Linked DNA regions of Homo sapiens: region 2 is linked to region 1. The links are chromatin loops, found by intact Hi-C in ENCODE. Cell type or tissue: gastrocnemius medialis. All regions are shown on one strand. Each heading gives the region's core, and the rest is flanking DNA. Links, peaks and the distances in the headings are about the cores only. Region 1 overlaps PATJ (PATJ crumbs cell polarity complex component). Region 2 overlaps PATJ (PATJ crumbs cell polarity complex component).

What was found. A loop is a pair of places that touch in the nucleus more often than their neighbours do. Peaks named below come from ENCODE experiments on the same cell type or tissue, not always from the same donor. Only the 100,000 strongest peaks of a DNase experiment are listed, where the experiment ranks them.
Region 2: it touches region 1 in a loop (2.0-fold over the local background); 6 of 110 quality-filtered maps call a loop at or near these places.

What each region holds. Positions count from the first base shown.
Region 1 is chr1:62,064,645-62,075,259 of GRCh38, reverse strand. The region is part of intron 31 of PATJ (PATJ crumbs cell polarity complex component); the gene reads right to left. It also overlaps the pseudogene RN7SL180P. Among named protein-coding and RNA genes, the nearest start is that of MIR3116-1, 8.8 kb to the left of the region's middle. In gastrocnemius medialis, for the core only: a CTCF peak has its summit at 4,648; a DNase peak (open chromatin) is centred at 6,079; H3K4me3 peaks cover 1,093 bases; H3K27ac peaks cover 4,502 bases.
Region 2 is chr1:61,910,890-61,921,504 of GRCh38, reverse strand. It overlaps PATJ (PATJ crumbs cell polarity complex component), which reads right to left. Exons shown (of 44, transcript NM_001350145.3): 26 at 6,841-6,918. Among named protein-coding and RNA genes, the nearest start is that of MIR12132, 70 kb to the right of the region's middle. In gastrocnemius medialis, for the core only: no CTCF peak of the experiment used is centred there; no DNase peak of the experiment used is centred there; H3K4me3 peaks cover 1,176 bases; H3K27ac peaks cover 4,481 bases.

The DNA.
Region 1 (10,615 bases), core at 1,065-9,064:
GCAGCTCAAAGGGTGGAAAAGTTCTGTATAATGAGCTGCCAGCCTCACTGCAGATGATGCCCACTGACCTCTGGGCCATTTCTCTTTGGAAGCTGCAGAAAGGACTTAAAATCACTTTCCCAAAGGAGAATAATTTAGATGTTTAGGTGCTCATTGTTCTGCAAGAAGAAGAATGTAAGATGATATTTAGGATTCGCCCTAGCTCTAAAATTCTATGGTTGTAATATTTTAGAGATGTTTGATATGTGCTTGAGGTAGGTGGGAGTATATGAAGTTTTGTTTGTGTGTTTGTTTTTGAGACAGAGCCCTGGTCTGTCATCCAGGCTGGAGTGCAGTGCTGTGATCTCAGCTCACTGCAACCTCCGCCTCCTGGGTTCAAGTGATTCTCCTGCCTCAGCCTCCTGAGTAGATGGGATTACAGGCAGCTGCCACCACGCCTGGCTAATTTTGGTATTTTTAGTAGAGATGAGGTTTTGCCATGTTGGCCAGGCTGGTCTCGAACTCCTGACCTCAGGTGATCCACCCGTTTCAGCCTCCCAAAGTGCTGGGATTACAGGCATGAGCCACTGTGCCCAGCCGGGAGTATATAAAGTATTAATACCTTAATGTATTTGCAAACACATTCAAGCAAAACCTGCTTTTAAATTTAAAAATTATAATTGGCCAGATGCAGTAGCTCACAACTATAATCCCAACATTTTGGGAGGCTGAGGTGCGAGGACTGCTTGAGCCCAGGAGTTTGAGGTTAGAGTGAGCTATGATTGCACTACTGTACTCCAGCCTGGGTAACAGAGTAAGACCCTGACTCTTAAAAAAAAAATTGCTTAAAGGTTTTCAGTTGAACTGAATTTGGTTATTTTTAAGGTTCATTCTGTATCTATTTTTTTTTTAATTTTATTATTATTATACTTTAAGTTTTAGGGTACATGTGCACAACGTGCAGGTTTGTTACATATGTATACATGTGCCATGTTGGTGTGCTGCACCCATTAACTTGTCATTTAGCATTAGGTATATCTCCTAATGCTATCCCTCCCCCCTCCCCCCACTATTTTTTTTAATTTGGGTTTTCAGCATATAATTTTACAGAATTTTCAAAGGCATTTTCTTTGGCAATGTTTGAAATATATATTTCCTGTAAACTCTAGTAATCTATAGTTTCTTAAATATAAAAATAGCTAACACAGTAATAATGTATACATTTTAGACACATAAAAACATAGATTAGTACACAGATATGAAAATCTGGAGTTAAAAAAAGCAAGGAAAAAGCTCAACAGCAACAAAAGTATAAAAATGTGATAAAAGTTTATAGTTCTTTAAGAGAAGTGAAATTCAAATGTAAGGAACACTGAAGTTATTTTATAGAAATTCTTCCATTTGTAATTTTTATTTCTAATATTGTGTAAGACATGGTGCTCTCAGAAATTTTTTTGGAGATGGAGTCTCAGTATATCGCTTAGGCTGGTCTGGAATTCCTGGGCTCAAGCAAGCCTTCTGCCTCAGCTACCTGAGTAGCTGGGACTACAGGTATGCACCACTGTGCCTGGCTAGATAGAATTTATTTAAGTGCAAGGGTGTTTTCAGGGATACCCTTTTATTATTTATTTATTTATTTATTTATTTAAAGACAGCGTCTCACTCTGTCACCCAGGCTGGAGCGCAGTGGTGCAATCTTGGCTCATTGTAACCTCTGCCTCCCAGGTTCAAGTGATTCTCAGGCCTCAGCCTCCTGAGTAGCTGAGACTACAGGCATGCACCACATCTGGCTAATTTTTGTATTTTTGGAAGAGATTTTTGTATTTTTAGCAGACTTGCTATGTTGGCCAGTCTGGTCTGGAACTCCTGACCTCAAGCAATCTGCCTGCCTTGGCCTCCCAAAGTGGTGGGATTACAAGCATGAGCCACCATGCCCAGCCAGGGATGCCCTTTTAAGCATCTGTTTAGGGGGTTGGGACAGAGAGGTGAACACAAGATATTTGCATCAACTTGCACAGAATCAATGATACAGTTGTGGCTTGATTTCAGGTTGCATGACACTCCACAACCTCCTGTCAAGTAATAAAAGATCTGATCTCATTGCAATCACCTCCTTTTCTTTTGGAACCCGGTCTATAACGCACGCAACCCCAGAAGAGCAAAACCTAAAGTACAAGTTATGTACATTGTCAGGTGGGTATTCCAGTGCCTTCTGCTGATCTGCCACCATGCCCTGACCAATCACCTGGGACATGTCTTCCTGAAATGTAAAAGACACAACCAATTAGCAGCATTGGAGGGCTCAACCGCACTTTCCAATTTCAGCAGTTAGTACATTTAATTGGGCTTCAGTCTACTACAAAAATGACCAAAACACTGGGCAAAAAAGTTTCATTCACCCACTGGACTAACTCTTAGAAATGAACACAGCCTTGTCATTTCCAAATGTTTTTTCAGCCCTTTCAGATCTGTGAGGCCTTAGACCTATCAGATTTCTTTTCTTTTTCTTTTTCTTCTTTTTTTTTTTTTTTTTTAAATAAAAGACAGGGTCTTTTTATGTTGCTGCTGGAGCGCAGTGTGTTCTTCACAGGCATGATCTCACTGCTAATCAGCACAGGGGTTTTCACCTGCTCTGTTTCTGACCTGGGCTGGTTCACCCCTTTTTAGGCATCTTGGTGGTCCCTCCTCCCAGGAGGTCACCATATCGATACCGAACTTAGTGTGGACACCCAATTGGCAGAGCTCGTTATAGCGTCAAACTTCTGGGCTCAAGTGATCCTCCTGTCTCAGCCTCCTGAGTAGCTGGGACTACACGAGCAACAACACACTCGGCCAGATATCCTTTGATGGTCATTCCAGCCAGAGTTTTTTCTTTTTCGTTACACTAATATCCCTATAAAACTATCTGTTCAGGGCTCAAATCCTGAACTAGAGTTTTTTCCCCTTAAGACATTCAATTAGAATTAAAAAACAAAAAAACAAAAACAAAAAAAACCACGGCTACAGAAAATACTGGGGGATAAAGGTAAGTTAGCTCTAAACCCCACGGAGGAGTGCAGAATCCAGACTTGGGAGAATCCAAACTGCCTAAACACGTGGAAAGTGAAGCATAGCGAAAGGGCAGTTTATTAACTGAAATAAATAATAACACCAATAAATTGACCAGAATGTTTATGTCTGCCTCCCATCATATCCTATTTTTTTTTTAATAGGCACATTTTCAGGGGAAATTATCATACGATGGTTTACTTTAAGGCATAAATTCCTGCAACTGGGTTTGGACAAAGCAGGGAACAGGAGAGACTGGTTTGGATAGGAGAAAGCATGGGTTTACTCTGTCTCTTGGTAACGTCTGAGAGACACCCAGGTGGTGAGGTGTAGTACACAGACAGCAGGTAGGTAAGCTGATCTGGAAGGTAGGGATAACTTGTATAATGAATGGAATGTTAGGAGTCTGTGATCCTAGCTCTTCAACTTAAGAGTTCTGCAAACCTGGCCGGGCGCAGTGGTTCACGCCTGTAATCCCAGCACTTTGGGAGGCCAAGGTGGGGGCGGTGGATCACCTGAGGTCAGGAGTTCGAGACCAGCCTGGCCAATATGGCAAAACCCCGTCTGTACTAAAAATACAAAAATTAGCTGGGTGCCTGTAATCCCAGTTACTCGGGAGTCTGAGGCAGAAGAATTGCTTTTACCTGGGGAGGCGGAGGTTGCAGTGAGCTGAGATTGCACCACTGCACTCCAGCCTGGGTGACAGAGCAAGATTCTGTCTCAAAAAAAAAAAAAAAAAAAAGTGATCTACAAACCTGAACAGGTTATTTGCCCTCTTCAAGCCTTAATTTCCCCATCCATAAAATGGAAAAAAATAAAAGTAGCTATAATTTCAGGATGCTGAAAAGATTAAATGAAGTAATACATGAGCACCCTTAGCAACACACCTGGCAATTAATAATATTTACTAAAGATGCTAATGATGATAGTAAATGGAATTGGGCTATGGTAGCCCCATGTTCCTAAATGCACTACAGGGGACTAGTGCAGAGCCCAGAACATGCACCCATAACCACGGTGCTAAGAGTCTTGGAAGCGACCTAGAAAGGACACTTTTCTCCTGTAGGAAATGCTGGAGGCAATTTTTAGAGTAAGTAAGACTAACTTACCTTTGTATCTCACAGTATTTTCTGTAACTGGTTTTTGTTTGTTTGTTTTTTGCTTTTAATTGAATCTGACATCCCCTGCCTCGGGTCTCTTTCCTAGGCATGTTCACACAGCCTTTCTTCACCAGGCTCCCATTCGATGTATAACAATACAATAGATAGTGACCAAGTTATGCCCAGCTGTTCATTGTTATTAGATTCAGTTACAATCTCATCCTATGTCCTTAATTCCCCATTGGTTTACAACCTGAAAGATTTAACCCCAGTAAGCACTATCCTGAGACTGGAGCCTAGGTCTCCTGGATGACCATGCCTACACTTAGCTGCCTACTTTCTAACTGATTTTTGGGGGGCCAGACTTATCTCACTCATTCAGATTCTCTTTAATTTTCCCCTTCTATGAGAAAGATCCTAGGACTGCTCCCCTGCCCTTTATAAATTTTGCTTCTAAACAGATGATATGATATAAAATGAACTAAAAAAATTACCTCCTCTTGTAATTCTTCCCTTAGCCCCTGGGTGGTGCCCCTTCCACAAGATGAACCAATGAATTTTATCACTTATTTGCAAGATTATATTGTATCTTTTTATGTATGTGTCTCCCATATCTTAATATGATCGACTTTGTCTTATTTCTTTCTTCAACATATGGCAGAATAGAATATGGGCTTTATAAAGTGTTAGTGCTGAGTGAATCAAAGTTCGGGAACTTAAATCTTAAATGCACCCACGTGGATTTGAGAACCAGCCATGAAAGGAAGGTCACACAGTGAAGATGACTCTGTGGCCTTTACTTTAAAGGATCACACTTGAAAAGAGAGAAAAAAGACGTGAAAAGGTCAATAAGGCTCATGGGAATTTTTAGAGGAAAAACTCTAACCTGCCTCGTAAACAGAAACTATTGGTGTTACTCCTACCAGTGTGTATCAAATGGCCTTAGGAGGAGCAAAAGTAAGTGCCTCTGTTTGAAAATGATATTGTAGATCTGCAATTCGACCTTGGTTTCAACCCCAATTAACCAGCAGTGGGACAAAGGACCTGACTTCCCAAACTACAGGTTTAAAAATCCAATTTGCACATCACATGGAAGAAGTACTAATTTGGTTTTATTCTTCCTTATCATTTGAACTTTTTAGAAAAAAGAAATGGCACTGGAATAACAGCCAGATAATCTGGGTTCAGACTTGTTCTGCTACTTACTAGCAGTAATAGTGTTTGGAAACCTTCATTTTTTTATTAAGAATGCAATAACTGCTACCTGAATAAGGGGTTGTGAGCAAAGTTGAATTCAATACATGCTTACTGAGCACCTACTACATGCCAGCACAAACAAAAAGAAAAACAGAGGAGCCCTTGCCCTGAGCACATTTACAGACCTAGTGAGACAGATGTTAAAGAAATAATCATAGAAATGAATACAACTGAATGGTAGATGCGTGAAGGTGTGTGGTGGGTAGCAGGAGCCTGAAGTGTCAGTTTCCTTCCTTTTTTCTTGTCCTCAAAAATGTAGAAGGAATAGATGAGAAAACTGGATTTCTGAAAAGCATCTGGTCTGACGCACTGTCTCATTTCTTATATTGATTACTCTTAAACATCCGAGCCAAGGGATGGAGCTGGTACGTGATGATGATGAAAATTATGACAGCTAAAATCTCCTGAGTATGTGCCTGTTACTGAGCTAGGCATATTACCCATTTGTTGGTGTACACAACAGACCTGTGTATTAGGGACAATTATTGCTCTTATAATTATTGCTCTTATAATATAATTGAGGTATAATTATATACCTCAGCAGAGCTGAGGTAACTGCGGCACAGAGAGGCTAAATTATTATTTGCCAAGCCAGAACTTAACTCAGACACATCTTGCTGCAGAGCCCTTGCTCTTAACTGAGTAAACCTTCAGGGAAAGGGAAAGTACTGTTTACCTCCTCCCAGCAACACACGCAAGATTCTTAGCCAGCAATGACATAGTGATTCCGTTTTTAGATCCAATATCAGGTCAGAACAAGTCATGCCTGCTTATTTTAAACTTGGGTTGGGAAAAAAAATCATGGCAGTAGCCACGGCAGTGACCTTGGGTCGCTTTCCTTCATATTTTGTGTTTAAACATGAATTTATAATTTGCTAATTGCCCAATTATTACACAAAAGGAGCTCTTAATGCCTTCAAAACTGAGGTTTGGGGACATTCTAATGTGTTTACTTTGCAAGGGACCCCTAAAAAAGAAGAATGAAGAAATGTTGTAGAAAGGTCATCTCATTTCATGAAATAAACTGATATGACACATTCTGGCAGCATGATGCTATAATCTTCAGCACAGCACTATGAGCTCTGAAAGAAAATGCTTTGTGGGCCAGGAAAATTACTGTGATCAAGTGAAGGAGCTTCTGAAGGGTGGACATAAAAGGCAACACTGGCAATATCCCATATAACAGATGGGTGACATGTCCAGCTGACAATCCCCAAAGCTGGTTGATCTCTGTCCCAAAGCTGGACAATCAAAATGCCCTGTCTCTCTGGCCACAGTAACTGGTCCAAGGGTGGACACTTGAACCACACAAGAATATTCTACGGATTTTCCAAAGTAGACCCAAGGGAAGAGTCAGCTCTTTTCTGGCAGAGAGGCTTAGGAGCTTTGGGCAGCCATACACACATCAGGCTGAAGAAGCACATCTGCAGGAGGAAAGTCAGATAAACAGAGAGAACCCTGGCAGCAGCAGGCCTCTGGTTCCAACCACCTCTGAGGCTAAGTGTCAACCACACGCTGCCTGCAAGTATATGAAAAACAAACAAACTAACTAACAAACAAACAAACCTCTAGCCCTTGAGTAAATTTCTCCTTTTGTCTAAGTAATGTCAAATTGAGATTCTGTCACTTGCAACAAAGAGATCCCTAATTGAAACAGGGTGGAGCCCATCTCTCCCAGAAAATATCCACCAGGATAACAAACTCAGATGCATCCAGGCATCAGGCTGCAAGGGAGCCAACTGAAGGTGAATGACGTGAACTGAGTATAAGACAACAAATTAGGCCAGGCGCGGTGGCTCACGCCTGTAATCCCAGCACTGTGTAAGGCCGAGGTGGGTGGATCACTTGAGTTCAGGAGACTGGCCTAGGGAACACGGTGAAACCCCATCTCTACAAAAAATACAAAAATTAGCCAGCCATGGTGGTGCACACCTGTGGTCCCAGCTACTCAGGAGGCTGAGGTAGGAGGATCGCTTGAGCCCGGGAGGCAGAAGTTGCAGTGAGCTGAGATCGTGCCACTGCACTCCAGCTGGGGTTATAGAGTGAGACCCCATCTCAAAACAAACAAACAGAGATGGTGGTTCAGCCTAAAAGCATTCAAATTTAACAATTCTTAAAATATGCCCATCAGACAAACAACAAACAAACACTAATGTTTACTACTACTTTTGGTCCTTGGGCTTCCATTTTGTAGCTGAAGCTGCCTTTGCAAAATTATGACAGTAAGAGAAATGTGACATAGTTGACTTGATCTAGCTTCTTGACCACCTCACTGTCCTTGATCATTCCTGCATGTAGGCCATAGTAACTCTGGGAGGAATTTAGTGGATAGTTTAACTTGAAAGCAAAGATGATAATAGTCCCCACCTAAAACTAACCCCTTTCTTGCTTAGGGATCAAAAGCTCCTTTTGTAAGAGTAATGAAAGGCCACAAAAATAGGATTATCGGGGCTGGGCGTGGTGGCTCATATCTGTAATCCCAGCACTTTGGGAGGCTGAGGTGGGTGGATCACAAGGTCAGGAGATTGAGACCATCCTGGCTAACATGGTGAAACCCTGTCTCTACTAAAAATACAAAAAAATTAGCCGGGCGTGGTGGCATGTGCCTGTAGTCCCAGCTACTCGTGAGGCTGAGGCAGGAGAATTGCTTGAACCTGGGAGGTGGAGGTTGCAGTGAGCCAAGATTGCACCACTGCACTCCAGCCTGGGTGACACAGCGAGACTCCATCTCAAAAAAAAAAAAAAAAAAAAAGAAAGAATAGGAATTATGAGAGGGGCCTGAACTCTTTGCTAAGAGAGGCATAATTTCTATAATCCCTTGCTGCTCAGGGGTCATATGGCTAGAGGTCACAAGATTTTTGATTTCCCCAATTGTAGATAACATCACTAGTGTAGAACCTAAGGTTGGTTCTTTGAGATATCTTTCAAACTGACCCCACGTGGACTTGTGACTCATGATTCAACTGATCCTGTGGCCCCACCCAGAGGTGGATCAGTAAACAAGGACTGTGTCCACACCTCTATGAATTCACCCCCAACCAATCAGCAGCACCCATTCCCTAGCCCCCTGCCCACCAAACTGTCCATAAAAACCCCAAAGTCTGAGCCTTCAGGGAGACTGAACTCCAGTTCTCCTGTGCATGGGCTGGTCTTGCGTCAATTAAACTCTTTCTTTACTGCAATGCTGTGGTCTCAGTGGGTTGATTTTGTCTGTGCAGTTGGCAGGAGGAATATACTTAAAAAGCCCTTTCCTGGGTCAGTTCCAGCCTAATTCCTACTCATCTAACCACCTGGATTAGGTGAAATCACATTAGCAAAGTTCCCACAGGCCAGGTGTGGTGTCTCCTGCCTGTAATCTCAACACTTTGGGAAGCTGTGGCAGGAAGACTGCTTGAGCCCAGGAGGTCAAAGCTGCAGTGAGCTGTGATCACACCACTGCGTTCCAACCTGGGCGACAGAGTGTGACCCTGTCTCAAAAAAAAAAAAAAGTTCCCACAGCACGTTACCTTGTCCTTCAATAATACTTATTAACCTTAATAATTACTTATTTAAAGTTGGATTCAAATCTTGGCTATGACACTTATTAGTTGAGTGTCTCAGTTTCCTTATCTATAAAATGGGAATAGTAATAGACCAATCTCATATAAGATACAAATTGATGCACTTGGAATAATGCCTATAGAATGCATAGTAAATGCCATGAAAGCATTAGCTGCTGTTATCCTCGGCAGTTCTGAAAGCTCCCTGAAGGCAGGATTCTTCACTGTCACTACACCTTGTTTAGTGCAGAGCCTGGGACATAACTGGCCCTCAATACAAACTTGCTTAGTTTCTGAAAGAGAAGGTAGATTTATAGTTCCCTTTGAAAGATAACAAAATCAACACACGTTTTAGATTATAGGCTCTTATTATGTGTGCAAATAAGGCTTCCCAGAAAACCGAAAACTTCATAGACTCAGAGAACAGTGCCCAAGCAGCAGCACTTGTTTCTGAGGAGCAGTGGGATTCTGAAAGGAGGGGATGTGACCGGTGTGAGAAAGTCTGAGTTCTGGGTTCTGAGCCCTGTCATTTTACTTCTCTAAGCCCTGCGTGCTAAAAATTACAATTGTGAGATCACTTTCTCAATTTAGAAAAAATCTGATAAGCAAGTGATTCCTTCTGGGCAAGTTAAATTTCAAGTTGAATCAGTCTCCACATTGGACCAGTTACAGTGGTTGGGAATGAATGTAAGCTAGTAGATATCAAAGCTGTAAATTATTATTTTTTTTGAGACAGAGTCTTACTCTGTCACCCAGGCTGGAGTGCAATGGTGTGATCTTGGCTCACTGCAACCTCTGCCTCCTGAGATCAAGCGATTTGCCTCAGCCTCTCGAGTAGCTGGAATTACAGGCAAGCGCCAACTATGCAGGGCTAATTTTTGTATTTTTAGTAGAGAAGGGGTTTTGCTATGTTGCCCAGGCTGGTCTCAAACTCCTGAAATCAGGTGATCCGCCTGTCTCGGCCTCCCAAAGTGCTGGGATTACAGACATGAGCCACGGCACCCAGCCTAAAGCTATGAATTTGTGTCAAAATTGTGTGCCTACATTTCTGCTGTCTTTGAGTTCATGAGGTTACTTGCTCTGTTACCCTGGTGTCTCTACATTATCTTCATTTACTACAGTGAGAGGAAGAGAATAGAAGAAAAAAACAAAAGCTTTTCTCCAGAGACTTTCCTGAAGGAAGTAGACTTGACTGTAAAACCTACAGCCTTTTTTATCACCAAGAAAGGGAAATTTATCATGTACGCAAATCTCAAGTGGTTTTCAGGAATACAAGAGATAAAGAACAATGAGCTGTGAAAAATGCCACATATTTGAATGCACTTGAACTCTGCCATTGGCAATTTGCATACTGTCACAAAAGAGAAGGCAGTGCTGACTCAGTCACACTTTCTTGCTCCTTAGAGGGAATTCCTAGACTCCTGCTACAGATGTATTTTTTATGTTGCATCTGAAACAGAAAAAAAGGTTTGCACAGTGACATTTGCTCCCAATAGCAAACCAGAAATCCAGCAGTTGATAGAGTGCAAATTGGGGGTAAAAATTGATTTTAAGCATACAGTTCAAGATCTCATATTAAAAATGAGTAGGATATAACACCTGGGAATTCTAGCCTGGAAGTAAGACCAGCAAGAAGCCCATAATCATTAGAAACACATTTTAAGCTGTTTTTTCATACTTGGATACCAGCAC
Region 2 (10,615 bases), core at 1,818-9,817, 150 kb after region 1:
AGAAACACCTCTGCAAGCAATAATCACCATCTTCTGGAATCTTATATATTACCTATGCTTATTAATAGGTGTCCCTCTAAAAAAACCCACAACAGCCTGATCATATGACATGTGCTACTGCTAATCTGAATATAATCTTTGTGATTAAAATCTGAACTGAAAGACAGTGGCCAATCCAGTTAAACAGACAATCCTTTAATTTGGTAAACAACCTAATGACACTTTTCCTCATCTTTTTGCAAAAACTCTTTCCTTAAATCCTCAAGGAGTCAGTGTCTTGACTGGCCCCCATGTATATGTCTGTAATTAAAGTTGTCCCATGGGTTCAATTCAGTTATGTCTTTTTTCCTAATGGGGTGAAATCTGTAGTAGATAAAGGTTTAAAAAAATAAACAAACCAAAATATTGATCACAGAAGATATATTTCCTGGTCTTTGTCTTAGCTTGAGGTGGAAGAGAAAAAGAGGAAAAAGGTGCACCTTAAGAATTCCATACAAGAGGCCAGGTGCGGTGGTTCATGCCTGTAATCCCAGCACTTTGGGAGGCTGAGGCGGGTGGATCACCTGAGGTCAGGAGTTCAAGACCAGCCTGGCCAACATGGTGAAACCCCATCTCTACCAAAAATATAAAAATTAGCTGGGCATGGTGGGCATTCCTGTAATCCCAGCTACTCAGGAGGCTGCAGCAGGAGAATCACTTGAACATGGGAGGTGGAGGTTGCATGAGCAGAGATCACTCCACTGCACTCCAGCCTGGGCAACAGAGCGAGACTCTGTCTCAAAAAAAAAAAAAAAAAAAAAAAGAATTCCATACAAGTCTAGATTCACTGAAGTTAAAGACCTGACTTCATTTTATGTGTGTGGCTTAACGAATTCCAACCCAACATGCCAGGCAAATATAAAAAGAAAGTCAACATGGTTTCAGTGATAGTGGGTATATTAGTCCGTTTTCATGCTGCTAATAAAGACATACCTGAGACTGGGAAGAAAAAGAAGTTTAATGGACTTACATTTCCATGAGGCAGGAGAGGCCTCATAATCATGGCGGAAAGCAAGGAGGAGCAAGTCACCTCTTATGTGGATGGTGGCAGGCAAAGAGAGAGAGCTTGTGCAGGGAAACTCCTGGTTTTAAAACCACCAGATCACACTATCACGAGAGTAGCACAGGAAAGACCCGCCCCCATGATTCAATTATCTCCCACCAGGTCCCTCCCACAACACTTGAGAATTCAAGGTGAGATTTGGGTGGGGAGACTGCCAAACCGTATCAGTGGGTGAAACAGATGTTTAAGGTATTACTAAACACTGCCACATATTAATAAAAGGGCCAATTTCCCAAGGATGATATAAAAATTTTAAACTTGGATGTACTTAATAAATTAACTTGAAAACATGTGAAATAAAAACTAAAAATACACAAAAAACAGACTAATTTTAGTATCAAAAGGGGCAATCATTAGGTTATGCTAACAAAAAAAATCAGTAAGTATAAGAAATCGGAATAACTCAAATAGTTAGTTTGATCTATCAACTTTTTATAAAAACCTGTACTCAATAACTAAATAATAGCTATCCTTTTTAATCACAAATATAACATTTCATAATAACTATGTACTAGGCCATTAAAAACATGTCTCAACCAATGTCAAAGAATTAATATTACATACACAACAATCTCTGATTATAGCTAAATTAGAAAATAAGAACAAAAAGATTTTAAAAAATATTCATGTGGAAACTTCAAAATATATTTCTAAATACATTTTGGGTCAAAGAGAAATCACATTGGAGCCTAAAACAAAAACAAAAACAAACAAACAAACAAAAAACCCTTAGTACCAAAAAACAGAAATTCAATTTAAAATTTTAGAATGTAGTAAACAGGAACTTAGCAAAACTTAGGCTAGAGGCAGTGGCTCAAACCTGTAACCCCAGCATTTTGGGAGGCTGAGGTAGGCAGATTGCTTTAGCCCAGAAGTTTGAGATCAGCCTGCGCAACATGGCAAAACCTCATCTCAAAAAAAAATACAAAAAACTAGCTGGGCGTGGTGGTGCGCGTCAGTGGTCTCAGCTACTTGGGAGGCTCAGATGGGAGGACTACTGGCAGTGAGGTTGCAGTGAGCCATGATTGCCCCACTGCACTCCATCCTGGGCAACAGAGTAAGGGCTGTGTCTCCAAAAAAAAAAGAAAAAGAAAGAAAAAATTTATAACCTTAAATGATTATTTTAGACAAGAAAGAAAGTAGAAAATAAATAATCTCTGCATTTAACTAAAGATTATTAAGGGGTGAAAAAGGGGAATGAATTCAAACAAGGAAGTAAGGCAATATAAAGATGAGAACAAAATTAATTAAGCAGAAAAAAGATATAACAGATAAGACGAACACACTTCAAAAGGTAATTCTTCAGAAAAAAAAATTAAATGAAAAATTACTTTCAAGATTAATCAAGAAAAAGATATAGCAAATAATTACCAATTTTATTTTTTACAATTTATTTTTCATTATTATTTGTTTTATTTTATTTTTTACTTTTTAAAAATTTTTTTGAGACAGGGTTTTGCCCTGTCCCCTAGGCTGGAGTGCAGTGGTGTGACCATGGCTCACTGCGGCCTTCCCTGGCTCAAGTGATCCTCCCAGCTCAGCCTCCCAAGTAGCTGGGACTACAGGTGCACACCACCACACCCAGCTAATATTTTATATTTTGTAGAGACAGGGTCTTCCCAGGTTGCCCAGGCTGGTCTTGGAACTTCTGGGCTAAAGCAATCCTCCTACTTAGGCCTCCTAAAGTTCTGGGATTACAGGAGTGAGCCACCAGGCCTGGCCATAATTACCTATTTCAGAATGAAAAAGAACTACTATGAATGGAGCAGAGATGATTAAAGTTAAGAGAAATGGCTGGGCACGGTGGCTCAGGCCTGTAATCCTAGCACTTTGAGAGGCGGAGGTGGGCAGATTGCCTGAGCTCAAGAGTTCAAGACCAGCCTGGGCAACACGGTAAGACCCATCTCTACTAAAAAATATACAAAAATTTAGCCAGGCATGGTGGCGCATGCCTGTAATCCCAGCTACTCGGGAGGCTGAGGCATGAGAATCACTTGAATCTGGGAGGCGGAGGTTGCAGTGAGCTGATGCCATGCCACTTCACTCCAGCCTGGGTGACACAGCAAGACTGTCTCCAAAAAAAAAAAAAAAAAAAGAATACACAAACAACTTTATGCCAACAAATGTAAAAAACTTAGGTGATATTAATATTCCTACAAAAGTCAATGACCAAAAATGACTAGGAGAAATAGAAAATCCAAATGATTCAATAACTATTAAAGAACTAAATCAGTATTTAAAATTTTTCCCACATAGAAAACACAGGCCCACAACGGCTTCATAGGGTAGCTTGACTAAAGATTGAAGGAATTGATAATGTTTTCTTTCTTTCTTTTCTTTTTTTTTTTTTTGAGACAGAGTCTCGCTCTGTCGTCCAGGCTGGAGTGCAGTGGCGCCATCTTGGCTCACTGCAACCTCCACCTCCCAGGTTCAAGTGATTCTCCTGCCTCAGCCTCCCAAGTAGCTGAGATTACAGGTGCACGCCACCAGGCCCAGCTAATTTTTGTATTTTTAGTAGAGACGGGGTTTCGCCATGTTGGTCAGGCTGGTCTTGAACTCCTGACCTTGTGATTCGCCCACGTTGGCCTCCCAAAGTGCTAGGATTGCAGGCATGAGCCACCACACCTGGCCAATAATTTCTTTTTTTATACAAACTCTCAGAGAACTTAAAAGAACACATGCTCCTACCGATCATTTTAGTAGTTTACCATAACCAAAGCCAGATAGGACAGTATATAAATGAAAATTTCCAGGCAAATCTCACTCATGACCATGGATGGAAAAATCCTAAAATAAATATCAGCAATGGGGAAAAACAAAACAAAACAAATAAATTGCATTCCAGTAATTCAAGATTGGTTCAACATTCTGAAATCTATTAATATAATTTACTACATTAAAGGATTCAAGGAGAAAAAAATTTATAGATGCACATACTTCTTTCACTGGAGATTAGTAATATATCTGATTAAATTCAATGCCAGTGCCATTCATGGTAAAAATTCTTAGCAAAGTAGGAATGAAAGAGAGTATTTCCTTAACCTGATTGAAGCCACCTTTGCAAAAATTATAACTGTCAGAAAACTATGGCAGTGAAAGAGACCTGACCTAACCAACTCCATCTTGCCTTTAACCTCCAATATCTTGGCCTTGTTCATCCCTGTGCATAGGCCAAGCTGACCATAGGAGGAATTTAGTTTATAGTTAAACTTTGGAACAAAGATGGTAACAGCTCTTTTCCAAAACAAACCCCCTACTTGCCTAGGGACCAGACCATCTTTGCAAAACCAACAAATTAGCCACAAGATTAGAAATTATGGTTTAGGAGTCATGCAGTCAGAAGCCACACGATTCCTAACCTCCTCAGTTGCTTCCATGGATAATGTTACTATTATAAAAACTAAGATTAGTGTTTAAGGTATTTTCCAGACTCTGTATTCTGATGGATCAGCCGACGTACCCAGACTGGTAAACTGACTTCTCTGGTCTTCTGCCTCACCTCCCCCAAGGAACTGACTCAGCACAAGAGGACAGTTTTGGACTCCCTATGATTTCATCACCAACCAAACTAATCAGCATTCCCCATTCCCTACCCCCAAAACTATCTTTGAAAGAAGACTCTAGCCTCCAAATTTTCAGGGAGGCTGATTCAAGTAATAATACAATTCCGGTCTCCCATTTAGTCAACTCTGTATGCATTAAACTCTTTCTCTACTGCAATTCCCCTGTCTTGATAAATCGACTGCATTTGGGCAGTGGGTAAGATGAACCCATCAGACAGTTACATGACAGATTATCTACAAATACCTACAGTACATCATATTCAACAGTGAAATATTAAAAGCTTTTCCTTAAATATCAGGAAGAAAAATGACAAGAATGTTAGCTATCATTACTTCTACTAAACACAGTACTGGAGGTCTTAGCAGATACAATAAAATGAGAGAAAGAAAGATTGGAAAGGGAAAAAGAAAATTACCTTATTCCAAAGAGTTTATTATTTATTATATGTATAGAAAATCCAAAAATAAAAATCTACATAGAATAAGAATTTGAGATTCATATTCTTATTAAAAATATCATATATACACACATATATATATGGAGCAGACACACAAAGACACTAAAAGGTTCTATATGAAATGTTTAATAAGTTTATCTTTAGGTGGTAGGTTTATATTTTTATTTTTTTGTTTCACCATTATGGTTTTCCCAGTATTCTCCACTAGATTATTGTATGTTTTAAAAGAATAATGTTACAAGATGTCAAATAAATATATAAAAGTCAATTTTATGTCTACATACTAGAAACAAACAGAAAACACAGTTTAAAGAGATATCATTAAATAGCAAAATAAAATACCTAGGAATAAATCAAGATTTCAGTATCTTTTTAAAGAAAATTATAGGCCAGGCGCAGCAGCTCATGCCTGTAATCCAAGCACTTTGGGAGGCCGAGGCAGGTGGATCACAATGTCAAGAGATCGAGACCATCCTGGCCAACATGGTGAAACCTTGTCTCTACTAAAAATACAGAAATTAGCTGGGCATGGTGGCACATGCCTGTAATCCCAGCAACTTGGGAGGCTGAGGCAGGAGAATCCCTTGAACCCAGGAGGTGGAGGTTGAAGTGAGCCAAGATCACGCCACTGCACTCTGGCCTGGCGACTGAGCAAGACTCTGTCTCCCAAAAACAAAAAAAAAAAAGAAAGAAAAGAAAATTATAAAAATTAATTAAAAGAAATAAAAGAATTTAACAAATTAAAAAATCATATTAATGGCTTAAAAGTCTCAACATCCAAAAGATATAACTTCTTTCTAAGTTAATCTATAGATTCAACAAAATTCCAACCAAAATCCCAAAAGAAACTTTTGTGGAATTTAATAATCTGATTCTAAATGGATATGGAAAATAAAAATGATATAAATAGTTAAGACATGTCTAAGAAGAAGAAACATATAAAAGAAAGTGCTCTATCAGGAAAAAAGATTGATTACTAGGCTTTAATAATTCCGTCAGTGCAGCATTTGTACTGGGATAGACAAGTTGATCAAATGGAACAAAGAGAAAGCTTAGAAACAGACTCCCCCTTGTAACCTGAGATACAGCAGAGTTGGACTGCAAATCAGTGGGTAAAGGAGGTCTATTTTAAAACAGTGGGACAGTAATTCCCCAAGAGAACAACAAGTTCTCTTGATGAGAAAAAATGAAAATTCATCCCTACTTGACACCACATCTTAAAATAATTTTTAGGTCAACAGATTCTACTTTAATAGAGGTGGGCAAACAGGAATGGAGGATTAATTCTGATTGACAGGAAGGATAGTTTTCTCAGGAGAGATGACCTTTGATGTGGTCCTTAAAGAATGAAAAGGATTCTTATGGGAGAGCAATGTGGGAAATGGACTTCCAGGCGAGAGCAGCAAGATCAAAGTCTCAGTGTGAGAGGCATGTTCTGGGAATGGACAAACAACCAGCCTGTCTGAACAGGAAAGAAATCTATAGACGTTGATGGCTGACTGGCCGTTTATAGTATTTTTGCATCTATGCTGCACCAGGTTTCTGTCCTCCATCCTGGTAAGAACCAGTCATATTTGCAGGGAAAAAAATTATAAATATAGTGCTCCTACAACACTGACACTCATCAAAAAGCCACTTCTATTATAGCCCAGATATGGAAAACAAAAACAAAAACAAAACAAAAACATTTTTTAAATCCTTGAGAGGTTCAAGTTACCTTTTCTTTCTTTTCTTGGGTGTCCTGGTTCTGGTTACCGGTGATTTTGTTGGCCTTGTTATGTACGTTAGGAATGACCTATGGTGACAAAAAAAGGGGTGGGGGGAAGAAAACGTTTAAACGACATAATCATTCCTTTTTTTTCTCTTGACATTCCACAATGGAGAATTTTTTTTCAATCATTACATTTCTGTTTTTTTCTTTTTCTGAGATGGAGATTCGCTCTTGTCACCCAGGCTGGAGTGCAATGGCACAATCTCTGCTCACTGTAACCTCCGCCTCCTGGGTTCAAGCGCTTCTCCAGCCTCAGCCTCCTGAGTAGCTGGGGTAATAGGCGCCTGCCACCACACCCAGCTAATTTTTGTATTTTTAGTAGAGATGGAATTTCACCATGTTGGCCAAGCTGCTCTCAAATACCTGACCTCAGATGATCCGCCCGCCTCAGCCTCCCAAAGTGCTGGGATTACAGGCGTGAGCCACTGAGCCTGGCCTATCATTACATTCCTTAATGTATTTGTTTAAACAGCTAAAATCTTAACTTTGTAACTTCATCTAAAGAGTAAAAGTATGAGAAGTACAATTCAAAGCAAACAATAAAACTTGGAAAGCCTGAGAAGATACATAACTCTAAAATATTATAAAGTTATATATATGCCATCAGGGCATAAAAATGCAGGTTTCTGTACGTAGATCCAGAAGCTGAAGACGAAAAAGACTAAAAACAAGTTCACATACTGACTGTAGTCCAAACATCACATTTTGCAAGATAGAGTTTTAGGGGTGATCTAATTAATTATCCAAGAACATAGGATAACACATCTGTTTGACAGATTTACCTTATTCATCATTGTACCCCCAGTTCAAGCATGTTATCTCCCACACTGTGTGTACTCAATATTCCACTATCACTATTAGCATAAGGAGGAATTAACAAATCTATTCCCACCACTGAATAAGCTTAATGAGAGTAGAACTCAGTGTTATTTTTCACTATTTCTCTGGTGCTCAGAAATGGCCTAATACATAGCTGTACATAATAAATGTTTATAAATGAACGAACCAGTTTAATTTTATAAAAAGAAGCTCCTCAAAGAGCTAGCACAGATAATCTTGGCATAAAATCTGGTGAGAGACATGAAGATTAAAAGAAAAAAATAGACCAAGTATAGTGGCTCATATCTGCAATCCCAGCACTTTGAGAGGCTAAGGCAGGAGGATCGCTGGAGTCCAGGAGTTTGAGACCAGCCTGGACAACAAAGGGAGACTCCATCTCTACAAAAATTTACAAATTAGCTGGGTGTGTTGGCGTGCGCCTGTAATCCCAGATACTTGTGGGGCTGAGGTCGAGGCTACAGTGAGCCACAATTGCACCACTGAACACCAGCCTGGGTGACAGGGCAAGATCCTGATTCAAAAAATACATAAATAAATTAAAAAGAAAAAGACAAAAAAAAACTCCTTGCTCAGGAAATTAAAAGACTGCCTGCCTGGAGATAATTAAAAACAAAACAAAAAGCCCATTTTCCCCTAAATGCAATTTAAGATTAAATTTTCATTTTTAATATAGAATGTAAATAAAGTTTAGAATGAGAAAGTCTCAGAAACGTGTCATTTACGTAAAAAACAACAGTAACGATACACTAACATATATACAGTGCTATGTGAAGAGGCACTGTGCTACTAGTAACCTAATATTTCTATCTCTGTTTAATACATATAACAACCTAAGACAGATTTCAAAGACTGGTGGGGTTTACAGGCATGTGTTCCTTGTCCTGAAGAATCTTAAACAAAACACTTTGCCTCCCTGACAAGTCAGAAACTATCTGCCCACACTACTACTTTCTCCCATAGAAAAACTAGCTGATGCTAAATAGAAGCTTTGGGATGAGACAGAATGTCAGCTGCCACTCACAATGTTTACGCTGCCTTCCCTCCCCTCCCCTCCTCTCTACCTTCCCCTCCCCTCTTCCCTCCCCTCCCCTCCCCTCCCTCCCTCCCTTCCTTCCCTCCCTCTCTCTCTCTTTCTTATCTTTCTTTCTTTCATTGGTTTGTTCATTCGTTGAGACAGAGTCTCACTCTGTCACCCAGGCTGGAGTGCAGTGGCCACTGCAGTGCAGTCTTGGCTCACTGCAACCTGTGTCTCCCAGGTTCAAGCAATTCTTGTGCCTCATTCCCAAGTAGCTGAGGTTACAAGTGTAAACCACCGCACTCAGCTACTTTTTCTATTTTTAATAGAGACAGGGTTTCACCATGTTGGCCAGGCTGGTCTCCAACTCCAGACCTCAAGTGATCCTCTCACCTCAGCCTCCGAAAGTGCTGGGATTACAGGCGTGAGCCACTGCGCCCAGCCCACTGTTTTTCAAATAGCAGAGAAATGTTCTTCTGTACATATATCTTTAGCAAAATTTAGAAGACAAAATGCTCAATGAGACTCCACCTTTCAGGAAAACAGAAGACTGTATTTCTCGTGAAAGTAAAAATATATTTATAGGTGATTAATATGCAAAATGTTCATGTGTCAAAAAAAGTAGGTACCCTTATAGAACAATGGTATTGGTAAGCACAACTGGAATACAGGAAGAAAGAAAGCAACACGTGATGATAAACATAATGAGCTGAAGATATCCAATTTTTTAATATAAAAATATATATATATTAATATAGAATGAAAATAAAGTTTAGAATAAATGAGAAAGTCTCAGAAATGTGTCATTTATGTAAAAAAACAGCAGTAATGATACATTAACATATATACAGTGCTATGTGAAGAGGCACTGTGCTAGTACCTAATATTTCTATCTCTGTTTAATACATATAACAACCTAAGTCAGATTTCAAAGACTGGTGGGGTTTACAGGCATGTGTTCCTTGTCCTGAAGAATCTTAAACAAAACACTTTGCCTCCCTGACAAGTCAGAAACTATCTGACTTGTCATATATATGATATATATATATATATATATATAAAAATATATAGATGATGGAATTTCTGTGAAGTGCAGTTATGTTATTAAGTGGAAAAAATTACCTTACAGAAAAACTTTCTATGGGCCTTACTCTCAAATAAGTATTTGCCAAGTACATCCAAGTAGATACACACATTTTTCCAGAAGGCTGAAAATACACTTGAGAAAGTCAGGGTAAGAAGATTTAAAAGGTGTATTGGTGGCTAGGTGCGGTGGCTCACTTTGGGAGGCCGAGGTGGGCGGATCACGAGGTCAGGAGTTCGAAACCAGCCTGACCAACATGGTGAAACCTCATCTCTACTAAAAATACAAAAATTAGCTGAGCGTGGTGGCATGCACCTGTAATCCCAGCTACTCAGGAGGCTGAGGCAGAAGAATTACTTGAATCCGGGTGGCGGAGGTTGCAGTGAGCTGAGATCACACCACTGCATTCCAGCCTGGGCGAAGAGCGAGACTCTGTCCCAAAACAAACAAACAAACAAAAAACAACAACAAAAAAAACCCAAGAAAGTGTACTGGTGATGCTCCTAAGGCAGCTGATAATGCACACAGATAAAAACAACCGCTCAATTCATAGTGTTGAGGAGAATGTTTATGTGACCAAGGTACTTTTAGACATCACCTTTGATGGGCACAACATTAGAAAATGACTTATTTTGGGGGTTTTAAGGAAAGTTCAAAATTTAATGTAAACTAGATAAAAATGATTAAGCATTGCCTATATTTTCTATTTCTGGATAATCAGTACTACTTGCAATAATAAGTAAACCAAAGACAGCACCATTTTACAAAGACATGAAACTTGA